Regions from separate parts of the Homo sapiens genome. Here region 1 is linked to region 2. The links are chromatin loops, found by intact Hi-C in ENCODE. Cell type or tissue: heart left ventricle. All regions are shown on one strand. Each heading gives the region's core, and the rest is flanking DNA. Links, peaks and the distances in the headings are about the cores only.

Region 1 (9,487 bases), core at 1,034-9,033, 92 kb after region 2:
ATCTAAAACAGAAGTCTTAAAGGTCACTTTTCTGCTTAAAACTCTTCAGAAAAATCTAAAGTCTTTTGCCTTCATAATTTATTTCCTGAATACCTGACCAATCTCATGTCTTGTCATCAACTACCTCCCTGGAAACATCAGCCATACAGACACATGTGTCATACAAACATAGCTCCCTCAGCCAAGGAAAGGTCTCCCAGCCCCTTCACCTGCTTACCTCCTGTTCATTCTGACAACCCCCACTCCGAGAAAACCTTCTCTGACTCGATCTGTCTGGGTTAGGTAACCAACCCTCCTTTCTGACCTCACAGCATGTATCTGTCTACCTATCTAACAATGATCACCCATATTATCAATTTTTATTGTAATTGTTGACTTATTAGTCTCCCCTACAGACTATGCACTCTTTGGAGTAATAAAATAGTATATCTTATTAGACTTTGTATATACAACAGTTTGCACATCTTTGTAAAATTAACAAATGAATACTCATAAAGAAACCTGATTCTTCATTAAATATATTCAATATTTAATTCTTTTTCTTTTTTTTTTTAAGAGATGGGTCTTGCTGTTGTCCATACTGGCTTGCAGTGGCTCAATCACAGCTCACTTTAGCCTCAAACTCCTGGACTCCCGTCTTAGCCTCTCTAGTAGCTGAGACTATAGGCATATGCCAACACACTCAGCTATTCAATATTTAATTCTAAGGGTAAAAAGGATTGATAAATCTCTCACTAATTATCAGTACCAGAAAGACTAAATAATTATTTTTTGTAAGAAAGATCTCAGACTTCATTTTCTTAAAAATTGTAAAAATCAAAGAAGATTCTTTCCCCCAAATTGGATAGTTTAGGAAGTTGGGATCACCATCGGCCTCTAAAGCCTCTTCACCCACCTCCCGCCTAACTCTCCAGGACCTCACCTTCAGAGAACTGTTTTTAGCAGCACTGGATTTTGGAAAAAAGTTTAGAAGGTGTTCAACTTATTCAAAATCAGCATCCTACTAAAATCCCAATGATAAATGAGAGGATCGAGGTTAAGCACCAGCTTCTTGTGGTTAGATCTTATATGAGATCATGTCAACAAGACTGAATTAATCAAAATGACTAGGAACTTATTAGGTAAATGCTAACAAAGCCTGTTCTTCATGGTAAATGCACATCGCACCATAAAGTTTCTACAACTATTTCTGAAGTGTATGAAAATGACAAAAATACAGGTAGATTCTTATATACACTATATGCTTCAAGAAGACATTTGGAAAGAAATTTTCCTTCTAAGATTAGCACAGGCTAGGCATGGTGGCTCACACCTGTAATCCCAGCACTCTGGGAGGCTGAGGTGGGAGGATCACTTGAGTCTAGGAGTTCAAGACCAGACAGGGCAACATAGTGAAACCCTGTCTCTACAAAAAAGTTAAAAAGTAGCTGGGCATGGTGGTGTGTGCCTGTGATCCCAGTTACTGGAGAAGCTGAGGTGGGAGGTGGAAGGCTGGAAGGAGGTGGAGGCTACAGTGACCCATGATTGTGCCACTGCACTCCAGCTTAGGGGACAGAGTGAGAACCTGTCTCAAAACAAACAAACCAAAGATTAACACAGTGCTGCCATTCTAGAATTATTTAAAGCCACCCCCAGGGGGATAAAAGGGAAATACTACCAACTAAGGTTGAGCTCATCAACCAATCACAGGTCATCAAAATAGGAGTATGTCAACCTAGAATTTTTGTCCTTCAAGTAGAAAAACTGAGCTACTTTCTACATTTAGCACATTCTGCTTTAAAAATTCCTATATTATTTAATATAGGCTGTCTTGTTTTCTAACTTTGAAAATTTAGAAATAAACATATTGTGCATTTTAAGTTGTCAATTTAAAACAGATACCCAAATTGCTGTGATCTTTTCTGCCATGGAGTTTGCAATCTCAGAGGTAACTTAAATGCAGTCTGTGAGATACCATGGTTTCTGTCCACAGAACCTGCCAGCTTTGTACAAAAAGTGAACTACCTACCTAGAGAAACCTCTGTATCAGGAAGCATGAGTTGTCAAGCATTACTGTTTCCCTCACACACACAGTCACTTGCCATAGTAGTCGGTACAAAACAGATAAATGGGGGTAAAATGTCATTGACTTAAGACTTTTGTTGAAGGGTATGGATATCAAAATATACCAAAAATCAACTTTCCTGTAGTTTCAGGAAATGTAATACACAGCAAGCTATTTCTTATTTCTGTCCAAAACTATTTTACACTTTAAAACACCATTATTTAATATAAATATTGAAAATTTTACACTCTCTAACTAGCTTTTGAAAAGAACCATGAACACAAAAGAGTGGAATTCCTTCTGTTTTGGATTTTCTCTGGTGCAAGAATTCAAACTGAGGCAGGAGAATAGGGTTTGGAGGCAGGGAACCTAAGGCCAATTCACACTGACTTCCTACAACTAAATCAAAAGGAAAACCCCAACTTTCCATGCCCAAGTAACAAAAGAACCAGAGGCTACTCCTCCCTGCTCTTCTCCATGTGGCAGATGAAAAATTGAAAGTATCTCTGATTGGTCCCCTCCTGCAACAAATCAGACTGGTCACAGGCCAAGTCTTCATTTGCACTGGAGTATAACCTTGTAACTTCACTTCAGCCTCTGATTAGTCCCCTCCTGCAACCAATCAGACTGGTCACAGGCCAAGTCTTCATTTGCATAGGAGTGTAACTTTGTAACTTCACTTCAGCCTCTCATTAGTCCCTTTCCGCAACCAATCAGACTGGTCGTGGACCACTACTTCATTTACACAGAGTGTACACCAAGTAACCAGTGGGAACCCTCTAGAGGGTATTTAAACCCCAGAAAATTCTGTAACTGGGCTCTTGAGCCACTTGCTCATGCCCCTTTCCATTCTGTGGCATGTACTTTCAAAATCTGTGGTTTTCTTTCATTGCTTTGTTTGTGCGTTTTGTCTAATTCTTTGTTCAAAACGCCAAGAACCTGGACACCTTCCTCCAGTAACAAAACCAGTGCCTGATTTGGCAAATAAACAAGCAATTCTATTATTTCCAGTCTTTGGAGCACTGGTAGAAAGCATAGAGTACTCAAACTTCTAAGCATTAAAACTCAAATGTAATCCCTTGAGTTTTGGCTTAAATCTGGAATTTGATTCATGTTACATGTTAAGTGTGTCATCAAAATATTTTATTAACATTTTCTTCCATTTTAAAAAATATTTCAGTTATCAATGCTAAAATCAATCATCAAAATTCTCCCACTCTAAGGGCATGCTGATTGTGAAGAAAGTGTAGTAAATGTAGGAGTAATATTCTTAATGATTCTAATGTTGAGAGCTGAATATCTTAGAAATTCAACCTAGAATAAATGACTTGATCTACAGCTATATATGTTTACAACAGCCCTAAAATTTGCAACATTTTCATGATGGAGAAACCAGACTCAAAAACTGGGTTGCTTAAAATCAGAATCAATGAAGTGATGGCAAAGACTGAACAATAGCTGTTTCCTCTCACCTATGTCTTAAAAAGCCAGTGGAGAGGTATTTTTTCTAATTCTCTGTCTTTTAAGAGCATTTTCTTGAGCTCCATGAGAAGAATGGAAGCTGCATGAGAGCAGGGATTTTGTCCCCAGTCCGCACCTCCATATACTGCCAGCACCTACAACAGTGCCCAGCACGTACATATACTTGTTGAATGAATGGGAGAATCCAACCACATATATTCAAAACCACAGATCACGGCTGTGTTCTAGAACAGTTCTCATCAAACTCAGTAGCATTAGAAAGTATATTTGGTGATTCGTACAGTGCACAAGTGAGAAGAACAACCTGGACTTCACAATGAGGTATCAAACGAGGTGCTCCAGAAAGAAGTGATGATCCCAAGTGTTCTGATAGTGATTCCCTCTTGGAAAGCAGGAGGGATTGGTGTTTGGGAGAGGCTCAATGCTTATGTAATGTTCTTTTTTGACTAGGATGGTCAGGGTATTTGCTTTGTAATAATTTACTGAGGTTAAAAAAGAAGAAGAAGAAGAAGTCACTTCAAGCTATTGACTACAAACATCAAAAGAAGTAGACAGCAAGATCTCAGGGCAGATGGTTGGACAAAACATGAAAGATGATCACTGGACTCAGCACAGTGGGAAAGCAAGACCCAGAGGAGATCTTTGTCACCCAGTCCTGGCTGTGACGTTGCCAACGAGCAACATGGGAACAAACATGTTGGATGCAGTGACACTCCCTGGATAAATATGAGGAGGGCTCTGGGAACAAGGCAGCTGGGAGGAAGGAAGATGACAGAAGGGAGAGGAAAAGAGAAAATATTACAGGAGAACATGACAGATACCTGCACTACCTTAATAATAATCAGAGGCCTCTGTGACTGTTTTCCTCATCCCCAGCCTCTGTCTTCAGTAGAGTGAACAGCTTTAAATTTCCCAAGTGTGGCCACAAAGATGAGTCATCTCTTGAAAAAAACAACTGGAGCCACATGGGGCTGGAGTAATTTGAAGAAGAGCTCCGCATCTTAAGGAATTCCCCGTGTGTACTAACAGTGTTTTTCTGGAAGAGGGTGACATCCAACCATTCAAATAAACAGAGCTATTTCTGATACAGAATTTGTGGCATTCTATGAGGTCCTCCAAGGGAGCAGCATCGACAGAAAGTAGGCCAACTCTCTAAGATTCTTTCTGTGGGACGGGGAAGGGCTATGAGGTGGGAGAAAGCATGAAGGAACAGCAGCCCGAATGTCCCCTCATTGGGCTCGCACCAGGCCAGGGGCAGGCTAATTTCAGGGACACGGGAGAGCAAGAGGAAACAGGCAATGGAAAAATGGCCACTCTCAGTGCCAAAAAGAGAATCAGGATAAAAAGAGGAAACAGTGCGGCCGGGAAGGAACAGGCTGTGGGATGGGCTGAGGACACCTCCGTGAGCAGTTCTGAGCACTAGAACAGGATGATAACACGGACCACTCCACCATTTCTCTTCTCTCTTCCCCACTAGCACCACTGCCACCTCTGACACAAGGTCCACAGCAAATGTCTACAGCCCAGTTCCCCACAAACAGAGCTGAGAAGCCAAGTCAGGCAAAGGAATGCCTCGGGCTCAACATGCAAAATCAAATCTGAACACTATATCACACCCGGGAAATTTGCTTTGCTTTGGAAAGAATCAACACCAAAACCAAATTGAACTTGTCTGGCTCTTTACCTAAAGAGCTAACCAGGCTACCAGTAAAGCTGGAGCTAACAGGCAGCCCTCAACAGAGCCAAGCCACGGGGCAATGGCCATGCTCTGTGCTCCACAGGCGGCCAGGCCTGGGGCCACAAGTGCAGCGAGTCTTCCTGTATTAGGTCTGATGAGGTCAGGCTTTCTGCACTACGGGTTCAGAGGCGAACATGCCCCGGGAGGAGTTTCTCACTCTCAGAAAGATTCTGCAGTGGCACCAAAATTAACATGGAAATTATTTAACATATAGAAACTGTTCTCTCTCACACACATACACACATGCCAACATATGTGTTACATACATAATAATAAAGTATACATTATGCATGTTCTATATACATAATTATATGGTATTAATGTATTTGGTACCCATATCATACATGTATTTTATAAATCGCATTGAATATAATTATGTATATAATACACACACACTCATACACATATACGTAATTTATTTCTACATACAGAGTGATAGAGCATGGGTAGTAAAACACACTTTATATTCTGAATAGAAGTACAGATTGGTCAGGCACAGTGGCTCACACCTATGATCCTAGCAGTCTGGGAGACCGAGGCAGGCAAATCACTTCAGCCCAGGAGTTAACAGTCTGGGCAACATGTAGAAACCCCCTCTCTACAAATAACACAAAAATTAGCCGGGCATGGTGACATGCAACTGTAGTCCCAGCTACTTGGGAGGCTGAGGCAGGAGGATCACTTGAGCCCAGAAGGTCAAGGCTGAGGTGAGCCAAGATCACACCCCTGCACTCCAGCCTGGGTGACAAAGTGAGACTCTGTCTCCAAAAAAAAGTAAAAACTTAGTGCCCTTATGATAAGCACCACAGGATACTATAAGGAAACATGGACAGTCAGATTATAATTCTATCTAGGAACAAGGGGTCAGTGTTGACCCCACTGACAACAATCAATCCAATGTTCAATTTAGAGTGTACTAAATGCAAGCCTATGAATTAAAGTGTCTGGAAATCAAGTATTTAGAAGATGAGCGAAAAAGGTTACCTTTATCCTGGAGAAAGAGACATAAGAAGGGAACAGCTATCACATGTGAAATGTTATGATGCAAACAGAGGAAGTGTTCTAGGCAGGTGTATGAGACCGTGGGTGGGAAGGACAGAGCAAAGTGAAGAACCATATTCTCCACAGGTATGAACTTTCTTAACAATTGGGACAAACAACTGGAGAGAAGAAGCCCCGTGCAAAGAAGCAGCACCCAAGACTGAGGAATTCCAGGGAATGCCGCGAGGCCTCTCAGGAGTGCTGAGGGTGACTGCTAGCTGGGCTTCATGGCCCCTTACTACCCACAGAGATAACATCACTGAGACAGACACTGAAACTTGACCTAAATGGTTTGATTGACATTTCAAGAGATATGAACGCCTTCTCTACCTGCCCTAAAGCTGCTGATATGGAACTGCTAATGGAGAGATTTGAAAAGCAGTCTTGCCTGAAGAGAGAATGCACTTGCTGATGCAGCCTTACATTCAAGGAATAACTGCGAGCACCCACCATGTGCAAAGATGAGTCCCCCATGGTCCTCCGTGTCCTCCTACACGCTTTACGAGTCTCTCAAAAGTAGCTGAGAACAGCATTTTGCTCACAAAGGTATAATACACATTAAGAAAAATGTTCAGAGGACTTAAAATGTCTATTCTCCTCAAGAACCAAACCCCACTCTTCTCAGCACAGGCCTCATCCTCCGGCAGCTGGTGTTCCCCCATCAGTCTCTCTAGATCCTGCCTTCCTCCCCTTCTCCCTCTGGACTCCTCCTCCAGCTTATTGCTCCCCTCGGTCGCCTCCTGGACACTGCTCCCTTTGGCCTCTTCCGTCACTGCATCCGATGCTTCTCACCCTGACTGCTTCTGCACCTCAGACAGATCAGGCTCCTGTCAGCCTCTCCCTCTCCAACCTGTGGCCTTTTCTTTCTCGCTTCAAGTCTCTTGAAATCTGTATTTGTTGCCTGCCCCCTTTGCTGTCACTTTTTCTCCTTGCTACCTGGCTTCTTAGAGCCAGGCACATGGAAGGCACTCCACACATGCTGGAGCCAGGATCCTTAACAAAACGTTAGAGGTTGAGTGAGAAGCTGACTTGGGGTGGGGGTGACGACTGAGTTTGTTTCAGACACATTGAGTTCCAGGTGATGGCAGGCCATGCAGATGAACATGTTAAGCAATGCTTGAGAGAGGCCCATGCCAGTGATCACCGGAGTCGAAAGGCCACGGAGGGAGGCTCTGGGGAGAAGACAGAAGCGCTGAGAGGAGGAAGACCCACCAAGGACCACAGAGCTCAGCTCTTCACATCACAGAAGAGGAGGGAGAACATTTCAAGAAGGTGAAATGAGAACACTAGTCAGGGTGTGAAATGCCACAGATGAGTTGAAGGGGATGGAAGACAGTAAACAAGGTGAGGGAGTGTTAATGTAATCACCAGAAGGCGACTGGTGATCTCTGAAAAGTAGTTCCAGTGATAAATAACATATAAAACATAAGCACTATTTATGATCTATATGCAGAAATCTCAAATAAAATGTTAACAAACAGAACCCAGAAGCCATGGAAGAACACTGCACGACAGCCAGAGCAGGTGGTGGATTGCAGGCACACACCCCATAATTCAAGATAGGAAATCTATTTCTCTAACTTGTCCTACGATCGAAAGAGAAACAGCATACCATCAGCTCCCCAGACATTGGACCAAAGTTAAAATTCCCTCTTAAGACAAATAAACTTTTAATAAAATAGGAAGACTGTTGCCTTAATATATCCACCAAAACTCCAGAATAGTGATTTATGAGAAACCATCACCAGCACTCCATATAAGTCCAACCTCTGAATAGCAAAATGAGAATGAGCTAATGACAGAACGATCCCCCGAAATGAATTACAAATGCCTCTGAAAGCTGTAACAAGGTGCTCAATAGCATTCATGAGAGAAATGCAAATTGAAATGACAATTAGATAGTATTTTTAATGTGCAGTTTGGGAAAGATCAAATTGTTTGATAACACTATCAGTAAGGGTCTAAGAAAGAGGCATTGCTGGTAAAAACCTTTGTAGAAGATAATTTGACAATATCTATCAACATTTTAAATGCATATATCCTTTATTTCGGCAAGCAATAATTTAAACCTACATATATACCTGTTTGTATGTGTGCAAAATGATGCCTGAATGAGGATATTATATTCACTAAACAATTTGTAAAAGCTGAAGACAGGAAACAAATTTTTATTGATTGGGGACTGGCTAAGTAAATTAAGAATAAGGCACCTCTACATGTATTGATACATTTGATACAGGGTATCTGTGAGATATACTGTTAAAGGATAAAAACAAGAATAGTGTGAATGGTACCTGACACCTTTTAGAAATGCGATATAAATGTAGTTTATGCATATACATGCATATATAAGAAAATGTCTAAGACCAGGTAAGAGCTGAAGGACAGAGACAGGAGAGAAGCTGATTTTTCATCCTGTATGTATTTATGCCTTCTGATTTTTTTTTTTTTTTTTTGAAACAAAGTCTCGCTCTGTTGCCCAGGCTGGAGTGCAGTGGCGCAATCTCAGCTTACTGCAGCTTCCACCTCCTGGGTTCAAGCAATTCTCCTGCCTCAGCCTCCCGAGTAGCCAGGACTACAGATGCCCACCAAGACGCCTGGCTAATTTGTTTTTTTTTTTTTTTTTTTTTGAGACAGGAGTTTCACTTTTGTTGCACAGGCTGGAGTGAAATGGCACAATCTCAGCTCACTGCAACATCCACCTCCCAGGTTCAAGTGATTCTCCTATCTCAGCCTCCTGAGTAGCTGGGATTACAGGCGCATGCCAACATGCCCAGCTAATTTTTGTATTTTTAGTAGAGATGGGGTTTCTTCATATTGGTCAGGCTGGTCTCAAACTTCTGACCTTAGGTGATCTGCCTGTCTCAGCCTCCCAAAATGCTGGGATTACAGGTGTGGGCCACCATATCCTGCATTTTTTTTGAATTTTTAGTCGAGACAGGGTTTCACCATGTCAGCCAGTCTGGTCTTGAACTCCTGACCTCAAATGATCCACCTGCCTCAGCCTCCCAAACTGCTGGGATTACAGGTGTAAGCCACCGTGCCTGGCCCTTGAATGTTATACTATATGCATTGCAAGCCACTAGGCTTTATGGCCACTCTCTCCTTTATCCCTGCTGTTCAGCCAGCCTCTGTCTGGACAATATCTCTGCCATTTGGCCCTCCTTTCCACCCTCATCACA
Region 2 (9,487 bases), core at 632-8,631:
GATGACAGATCAAACAGAGAGAAAGAGATTGCATTTTCTTCTCCAGGTGGCTAAACAGCTCATTCATGATGCCAGTGGGCAAAATATAACAGGACAAAGGCCCCATCTAAATTCCATCACCTGTTCTATAGGAAGGTGACAGAAGACACATTACTAATCAGTCAACCACGGGAAAGAACAGAAAAGACAGCAAAGGCTTTAAAAAAAAAAAAAAGTAGATCAGAACTAAAAAGGACAACCCACAAGATACATAATTGACATTGACAATGCTCAGATGGATCAACACTTAACACAAAAGGAGGAGACAACTATTTGTAAGATACACAGAAGGGGATGGGCAGGGCAGCGACCATTAGCTGAACACCTCCTAATGTCAGGAGCGTGGCAGGCTCATTCACCACCACTCAAGAGTTGTCCTCATTTTAGTTATGGACGCTGAAGTTCAGAGTGTTAACGTTAAAGAACTTATCTAAGGTCACCAGAGGCTGAGTTGCACAGCCAGGATTTGCCTCTCGTTTCGCTAGCTCAAAAGCTGGTGTTATTCTGGAGAATAACAAGCACTGCTATAAAAACAAACATTTTCAAGATATAATGTCCAGGCCATGGAGGGGCTCCAAAGGCCAGCGGCCAAAAGTTCCAGTCCTTTATTCAGTCCTAAAGGGTAAAAAAGGCATAATTCCTTATTCTTATACTTTTATGTACAAATAGAGGCTATTTATTGGTCATTGACTAAGTGGTACACTAGGAGTTATTAATAAAAATGTGGCATCGATAGAACATATAAATTAGAACTGACTGAGGACTCTCAGTGTTTCACCATGAAGATCCCCAAGAATGGTATGATGGTTAATTTTATGTGCCAACTTGACGGGGTCACAGGGTGCCCAGATATTTCATTAAACATCATTACTGGATGTGTCTGTGAGGGTGTTTCTGGACTAGATTAATACTTGAACAGGCAAAGCGAGTAAAGCATGTGGCCATCCCCAGTGTGGTGGGCCTCAGCCAATCCATCAAGCACCTGAATAGAATAAAATGCTGAGGAAGAAAGAATTCTCTCTACTTCACTGTCCCTGTACTGGGACATCAGTCTTCTCCTGTCTTCAGACTTGGACTCCATTGGCTCTTCTGCTTCTCCAACCTTCAGATTGTGACAAACTATAATGTTTGTCCTCCTGAGCCATCTTTTTATTATATATCTGTGCTATATCCTATTGGTTCGGTTGCTCTGGAGAACCCTGACTAATATAAACAGACAATAACAAAGAAGCTTCTACTCCCTGCAGCACTCTTCAAAAGGTGGAATCTCCACGATTCCAAGAAGTAAACTATCAGTGGATCTTCAGTGGTAGCCTGAGTTGGTTGTAGACTTCACATACTATTAGGCCTTTTAATAATAAATCACTGTTACTCTAGCTACATCATTATGGATGACTTTACTGTGTGTAAATTGACATGATAGAATCAATATCTAACAACTAGATTTTAAGATTATATTTGAGACACTAAAGTTTAAATAAAAATCATTTGTACTACTATTACCAAAGGAGAGGGATACATATTCTACATAGTCCTACCACCAAATTCCCAAATGACACCTCATTGCTATCACTGAGTTCCTTTTGCATTAAAGAGATGAAAGAGTTGGGATAACTGAACTGAAGGGTCTTTTACCTTATCTGGAAATCCACAGCATAAAAATATTAAGAAGCATCACCCTGGAGAAGGTTAACCCAAGTTCCCTTGAAACTCATTCTCTCACTCAAAATCTTTATGGTGAGAAATCGTTCCTTGTCATTTGTCAAACGTAAATCTTTCTCTGCTTGATTTAAGCATAGCTCATAAACCTTAAAGAATACACACACGCTATCTAAAGTCCAACACATAACAAGATTCCAAGGGCCAGTGTTTACCAGATGGATGGCAAGATCTGCTCCCCGCAGGACCCATGCTGCCCACTGTCCCAGAGTCTGCTCTTTGGCTATCTGTCCGCCTCACCAGCTTTCTAAACAGAAACCAGCTCTTTGTATTTCCTGGTCCAGAAATGACCACAACTTAGGAATGCTCCCAGCCCTCGGAGAGAGACTTTCCACTTTTCCCTTGGTTTCCCCCAACACATCCAACCCAGCCTCCTGTTCCTACACTGCCTCTGACTCTGAACTCCTGACTTGGTTCTCAATCTCCAATCATTCTAATAACTGACATCTGGTCATACCCAAGTTAGGCAGCATTCTCTGCCTTCCTATAGCTAACTTAACCCTAACTTCCGTTGCTACTTACATAATCGACCACCAAACATAACCCCAGCATGGCAATGTGACCCAAAAGAAGTGTCACAGAAAAGTGGCAGATGTGGAAAGAGAGAGGATTGCTGAAAGAATCCAGAACAGATTTTCCAATTTACTACAGACTGAGATTGGGAATTACCTATTAAAAGCAAAAACTATCTCCTTGACCCTGACTTCAAATTTCATAATCTAATCCAGTAGCCCATAAAACCCTTTAACTAATAAGCCTATAAAACCCTTTAAACTATATAAAAAATTCTGCATCTGTGTGTGTGTGTGTATGTGTGTGTGTGTGTGTGTGTGTGTGTGTGTGTGTTTCTGGGGAGTATGCAAATTTCTCATCAGACTCTCAAATAGGAAAAGAAAAGAAAATTAGAAATCATTGCTATAGGCCGGGCGCGGTGGCTCACGCCTGTAATCCCAGCACTTAGGGAGGCCGAGGCGGGCGGATAACGAGGTCAGGAGATTGAGACCATCCTGGCTAACAGGATTTTTAGTCTCTACTAAAAATACAAAAAATTAGCCGGGTGTGGTGGCGGGAACCTATAGGTCCAGCTACTCAGGAGGCTGAGGCAGGAGAATGGCGTGAACCCAGGAGGTGGAGCTTGCAGTGAGCCAAGATCGCGCCACTGCACTCCAGCCTGGGCGACAGAGCGAGACTCTGTCTCATAATAAATAAATAAATAAATAAATAAATAAATAAATAAATAAATAATTGCTATAATGAACTACTATTGATCTTATATAAGATTATATAAAGTTTCTATAAAAACTAAAATATACAGCTAAAGACTAACATTGTATTTAGATGATGTATCTAGTTTAAGAAAACTATCTTACCTTTCAAATTCATTTAAACTAACAAAAGTTTACAATTTTGCAGAGACCTATCCCAGGATGAGTCAGGGAGATGACACAGAAAGCAGATTTTAGGACGAAGCCTCGGAGCGAAGACAATGAAAGTACCCAGTACAGGGTGCATTCTTGGTCAAATAGCAAGAGTGTAGTCTTTTACATTTGTGAGTAGACTGGGGTATCTGGACATATAATTCAACACTATGCGAGTGGCACCGGCTGCTAGCCATTTTTGAGGCTGGCTGGTAAAGAAAACTCCCTTTCACCTACAGCCCACCTGCACCTACCAAGCTCGAAATGTGAAATTAGACCACTCCATCCCTACAAGTAGCATTCGATGATACACACCAGGCAGAGAAATGCAGTTCCTAGCAAGGCGTGAAGTTTACTGTTAAAGAGCATAATTTCTCTGTGAAAATATTTTTGCTATTTTCACACATCACTTCAGCTAGTAGAAAAAAACACCGTCTCTAACTGTAATTATTTGGATTTGGTAAACCTAATGAGGCCCTCTTAGCCTTCAACAACAAATGTAGAATGTAAATGGCAATAATTTTCCTGAGATCTTAGAGAAATGAGATGTAAAGAATATTAATCTGTTTTTCTTTGGATGCTATTATTGGTTCAGGAGCACAAGCTTTTACCCTTGAGAACATCCTCTATTCTCTGTGTATTCCATCTACTAAGATCGAATAACTAGAGAGCTTTCCCATTACCTAATTGTTTTCAGAAATATTAAATTTGAATTAAGAACAAATATTTTGCCTCCATAAATATGACTTTCCCTAGCAACTCATGTAATTGCATAAATGATAGCCTATCTCCCTAAAGGCTTCTAGACATTCAGGAAAGGGAGCAAGCTGACTCTGTCACTTATCACCTACACAAAACAATCAATCCTTCATTGCCTGCTCTGTGAAAACTGAGTTGAGTCCTTGAAATATTTTCCTTTGCCAGCTGGCAAAATGCTAAACTTTGTCAGTAGAGGTCGCTGGAGGGACATGGCAAAGGAAGGTATTCTTACTGGGCACCCTGCACTTCTTTTGCCCAGATCTGCAGTGCAGGTGGCAACACAGCTCCTCCAATGGCCAGCTGCTCTCCTCGGTACCCCATTTGATCATTTTCATAGCATAGTGCTTCCCACAAGACAAGTCTCCCAAATTAACTTTCCCCACACCCAAGAAAGCAGATTTCGGTACATTCCAGAGCGTGGATATCAAGCAATTTCACCAGCATGGCACCACTACTAGCACTTCTGAGCCACTCAGTGAACCACAGCTGCGGGAAGGAGGAAGGGGCTCTTCTCTGGGTCCCCGTCTTAGTCCTAAGGGTAGCAGCTCCTCCTTATAGATAATACTTCTGGACTCTTTCATTACCTCTTACTGGCCAATCCCTGATTACCCAAGTTCTGTGTTGGAGTTTGTAATTCTTTACATTATGCTTTCCTTGATCAAGTTACTGTGCGGTTTCCATATCAGAATTGGACCCTAACAGACACATGTGCTCTTATAGCTGAGAATACCCAACTAGACAAGCAGATAGGTGAGCTGCCATGCAGTTAACAGTGCTAGCTGTCATTTTTTTCAGTGAAAGTTGACAGCCCAGAAAGAGGGAGACATTGCTGTTCTGTGCAGAATCCTGGGTTAGAAAGATCAGGCACAAAAAGAGATAGAGTGGCACCCTTAAGGAGTTGACTAACCAGCTGGAGACACCAGGCACACACAAACTAACATTTCAAGGCAGTGAGTTGCTGAAAGCCCAGTAAGGGTCATGGGCAAAACTGCTACAAGGCAGTGATGAGTCTCAGACTAAGAGCCTAATAGTTTCCATCTTGTCGTAGCCAAAGACTAATTATCTGCAAAAGCCCTGTGCCACAGAAAAAGGGGTCTCTCTCCAAACGGTCCTCCAAATCATGCTTTGCCCTCCAATAATGGGGTATTTCCCAAATCCATGGACTCCTCACTATGACCAGTTGCCTCTCACTTAACTGTCAAGACAGAGGACTACGTAAACATGTGAACAGAGAAAAATAATTTTAAAAAGGAAAAGCTGTTTGAATTTAAGTGTGTCTTTGACAGGGACAATGCTTCCTAAAATATTTTAAAGAAGAGATTAGGGAAACATGGGGACTATAATCTGTCAAAGCCGAATAAAAATGCCTTCAACAAAGCCCCTCCACATGAGGCTATTAAGGAAACCCAATAACCACACGGTGGAGAATAAAACCCTGTCACTCACTGAAAGACAGAAAAGTGATTCAGAGCAGAAAGCAGGAATAAAGAGACAACCATGGGCTCACTACAAGAGTAACAGCGGGGAAGCTTGGAAAGAGAAGCCCAAGAACAGGAGGGTTCCAGTGAACCATCTGGAAAGTGGGAGAGAATATCAAAGGCAGCAAAAGTGAGATTTTCTAATGATAAATGACAGCGGTTTTTTCTGACAAGGATGAACCACAAAGGATGCCAAAGGGGTGTTCAAAAAGAAGCGCCTCACTCCAGCGGGAAGGAATCGTGAGGGCAGGAGCAGCCTCCGTGGAAGGAGCCCCTCACCCACAGTGGTTGAGGACAGTGGTTTGAGGACAGTGGTTCTCAAACGTGTAAGTCTCAACATCCTTCTACGCTCCTAAAATCCCTCCATGAGGAAATGGCGAATGAGCATGATTATGTTTAAAGGGGTGGGTGGTATATGAACTGAACACACACCTCTTGATGAAGGGCCATTCCAGTAATGGGTTGTGGTCAAAATTATACAAAAAGCTTACTTCTCTGTACACCTTCACTCATCCTCTTTTCCGAAAAGATTTCCCTTTATTTCTGTGTGAATATTTGTAAATTATATATTAATTATGTAATATTTATAACTTCTCCACAATTATGCCTTCATTTGTTAAGGTGTAAGGTTATATATTTCATAGATTGGTAAAAATTTCAAAACATTATAGGGACTAAGATAAGGTAGGCAATGCTTTATTTTGCCAAGTACAGGCATATGCTTAAAATACTATCACCATCACTTCATAAGAGAAATTGCATTTTAACACTCAGGAAAGTGGCAAGGAAATCATCCTAGAACAGAGGAGAGCTCTTTAAAATAAATAAATATACCTTTATAAAAATTGGTATATTGCTCTTATATTTTTTATTTTCCTGTAAAATCAACAAAAACTCGGTCATGGACCAAGACTGGTTAATACACTCAAGTTTGAGAACTACTAGCAAGAAGGACAAGAAACAGATATGCACATTCTTGTATAAAATTTAAGAAAACAAGAGGCATTTAGAATTTTAAATAATAATAATAATAATGGAGACAGAATCTGGAAGAAAAGAAGGCTCATTATGAATCGTCTTAAATTCAGGAGGAAGTATTGCCTGCACATGTGTGTACACGACAGAAAAATCCTGGAAGAAACAGACCCAGAGGATGTTATCAAAGGGGAATGAAGACAAAATAAGGAGGCAAACAGTCTGCAGCCAAGACTGGAGAACAACCTGCGGAATGCCTGTCTCTCACGCAACTCCTCTGTCCATCCTCAGGGCCCACACACAAGTGTGCATCTGGTGAAACACGACAAGGTGCCACCAGGGAGAGTGGGAAAACAGAACTTGTCTGAGCACTGGTCCACACATGCATGTTTCAACTGACATTTTTAATCAGATTAAATAGACACAGGATTTGTAAGAGTTTCCTCTGGTGGGCCTGCCAAATACTTGAAATTCACCATTCTTTGCAAACTAAATGTCTCAAATGTTTTCTAAAAATTTCGTTTGGAAGCTATAGAACAGTGGTTCTCAAACATGTAAGTCTCAAAATCCTTCTATGCTCCTAAAAAGTATAAAATATTGCATTGTTTGCAAAGAATGATATGATGCCTGATCTCATTCACCCTCCTTCCACATCATAAATAATCACGACCTTGATTTTTGTGTTTATTATTTCCATATATTTTTTCACATCTACTTTTATGTTTATCTAGCTGGATTAAAGAAAAATTGTGTTTGTGTGCATAAAAAGAGAAATAGACAAAGACAGATGAGAAAGAATATAAGCAAGTCCATAAGAACACACATTGTCGGGCATGTTTTTGTTATTGGGTGCATTCTGAATATCCATTTAAAAAGATATGATAGTTTAGTACCACTCGCGGTGTACTTGTTTCCCTCAAGATTGCATTAAAACCCATCCATGTTGATACAAGTACCTCTAGATCGTTTATGTTAATTGCTATAAAGTATTCAATATAAAAACAGAGCCCATTTTATCTATCCTTGCTCCTCTTGATGGGTTTTTGAGACTTTTTAACACTTAAAGAAAAAAATGCCAAATCACATAGCATACAATTTTTGTTTTCATTGGAAACTACCAAATTACCCTCCAAAGTGGCAGTAACTATATACACTCCCAATAGAAGGCTATAAGATGGACAGTTCCTCTAGGCCTTTGGTATTGTGAGGATTATCAAATTTTGCTAATCTGCTGAGTTTGGAATCATATTTGGTTGTTTTAATTTGCATTTTCTTGTTTATTGATAAAGCTGGTCCTTGTTTATCAGCCAGTCATGTGCCTTCTTCTTACACAATAAATCATACACATAAAAGTATATGAGTATGACATGTTTAAAGAATAGTAAAAGCACACACGTGTGCTCACCACCTATATGCATTTTCAGAAAGGAGAACAGTGTCGAAAGATTGACAGAAGATTGGTAGTGATCATGTAAAAGAAAGTCTCAGGATGAAAAAAAGAATCCAGTAGGAATATGTCTGACAACACAGCAAATATCTCCACCCAGCACGTAGAAATGTCTCATAACTTTGATTATGGAGACTTTTATTAGGCAGATGTTTTAACACAATGTAGCCAACTTTAGCACTTTTTTCCCTTATGGATTTTTCTTGTTCAAGAATTCTCATGTTTATGATATTATATTCTATCAGAGTAAAAATGACAATCTCCTATATTTTCTTCCAAAAGTTTTAAAGATTTCTTTTTCACAAATGACTTATTAATCCATCCATTTGATGGATTTAGAGTGAGGTAGAGATCCACTGTTTTCCTATAGAGATAACTGTCTCAGAACAATTAATGTAGAATCCATCACCTCCCACTTATGTGATATGAAATATCACTTATATTTCATAAGTTCTCAAATATGAAGTAGAGCTGTTGCAATGTTCTCTACCCAATTAACCTTGTGCCATTACTAAACTATCTTTACAACTACACAAGTATAAGTCTTAATACCTGGGGCTCTTTCTATAAATTTTAAGATTAGTCCCTCAATTTTTCCAAAATATCCAGTGAAAATTTTGGTTGGATTTGCGCTGGATTTGTAGATTAATTTTGGATGAATTGTCATCTTCATGATATTGTTTTCCTATCTATGAATCTACAAATATGGTAAATCTCTCCTTATGTTCTTCTATGTCTTTTAATAATATTTAATAATTTTATCCATAAATATCTCAAATATCTGATGCAAGATTTATACCTAGGTACTGAAATATTTTAGTTGATACTACAAATAAAATGTGTTATTATATTTGGTAATTGGTTCTTACTTATGGATAAAAACATTAATTTTTCTATATTGTCCCTGAATCCAACAACTTTGTTGAATTGTCTTGTAAGTTCTAATAGTTGATCTGTATATTCTTTTTCTAGGTAAAGCATCAAATCCTCTACAAATAAAGCAGTTTTATCTATGTTTTCCAATGCTTATGCCTTCTATTTCTCTTTCTGGCTTACTGCATAAGCTAGAATTTACCACATAATGATGAACAGTGATAGGAAGGAATCCTGAATTGTGGCTAATTTGGATAGAAATATTTAGAATGATGCACCATTAATTATGTTTGCTGTAAGAGCTTCATGGATTTCATTTGTAAAGTCAAGGAAGTTTCCCTCTATTTCTAATTTGCTAAAAGTTTTTATCATGAGTCATTAATGTCATCAAATGCTTTTTTAATGTCATGAGACATTAAATGCAATCATTTTTCTATATCTATTGAGATGATCACATGCTTTTTCTCCTTATATCAGTTAATACAGTACAATGTAATGTATATGCAATAATAATGTGGTAGGACACAATAAATCAATGAATTGAATTTTCAAATATTTCATTTAATAATTCTATATCTGTTCATTAAAAAGGAATAATCTATGTTCATAATGATGAAACTTCAAAAGTTTTCTTTCTTATCTAGTTGGGATATTAACATGTCTAACCTCATAAAATGAGCTTGGTAGGACTCTCTTTTCTATGTTCTGAAACAGATTGTACAAGTAATTCATGATTTGGTAAAAACTTGTGTAAAATCATCTGAGGCTGATGGAGGAAA

What was found. Peaks named below come from ENCODE experiments on the same cell type or tissue, not always from the same donor. Only the 100,000 strongest peaks of a DNase experiment are listed, where the experiment ranks them.
Region 1: a loop joins it to region 2, with 2.0 times the contacts of the local background. A loop is called at or near these places in 2 of 110 quality-filtered maps.

The regions. Positions count from the first base shown.
Region 1 is chr6:5,282,823-5,292,309 of GRCh38, reverse strand. The region is part of intron 1 of FARS2 (phenylalanyl-tRNA synthetase 2, mitochondrial); the gene reads right to left. Among named protein-coding and RNA genes, the nearest start is that of FARS2, 26 kb to the right of the region's middle. In heart left ventricle, for the core only: no CTCF peak of the experiment used is centred there; a DNase peak (open chromatin) is centred at 5,339; H3K4me3 peaks cover 686 bases; H3K27ac peaks cover 1,630 bases.
Region 2 is chr6:5,374,488-5,383,974 of GRCh38, reverse strand. The region is part of intron 2 of FARS2 (phenylalanyl-tRNA synthetase 2, mitochondrial); the gene reads right to left. Among named protein-coding and RNA genes, the nearest start is that of FARS2-AS1, 79 kb to the left of the region's middle. RefSeq lists an enhancer at 4,295-4,394. In heart left ventricle, for the core only: a CTCF peak has its summit at 4,128 (motif pointing right); no DNase peak of the experiment used is centred there.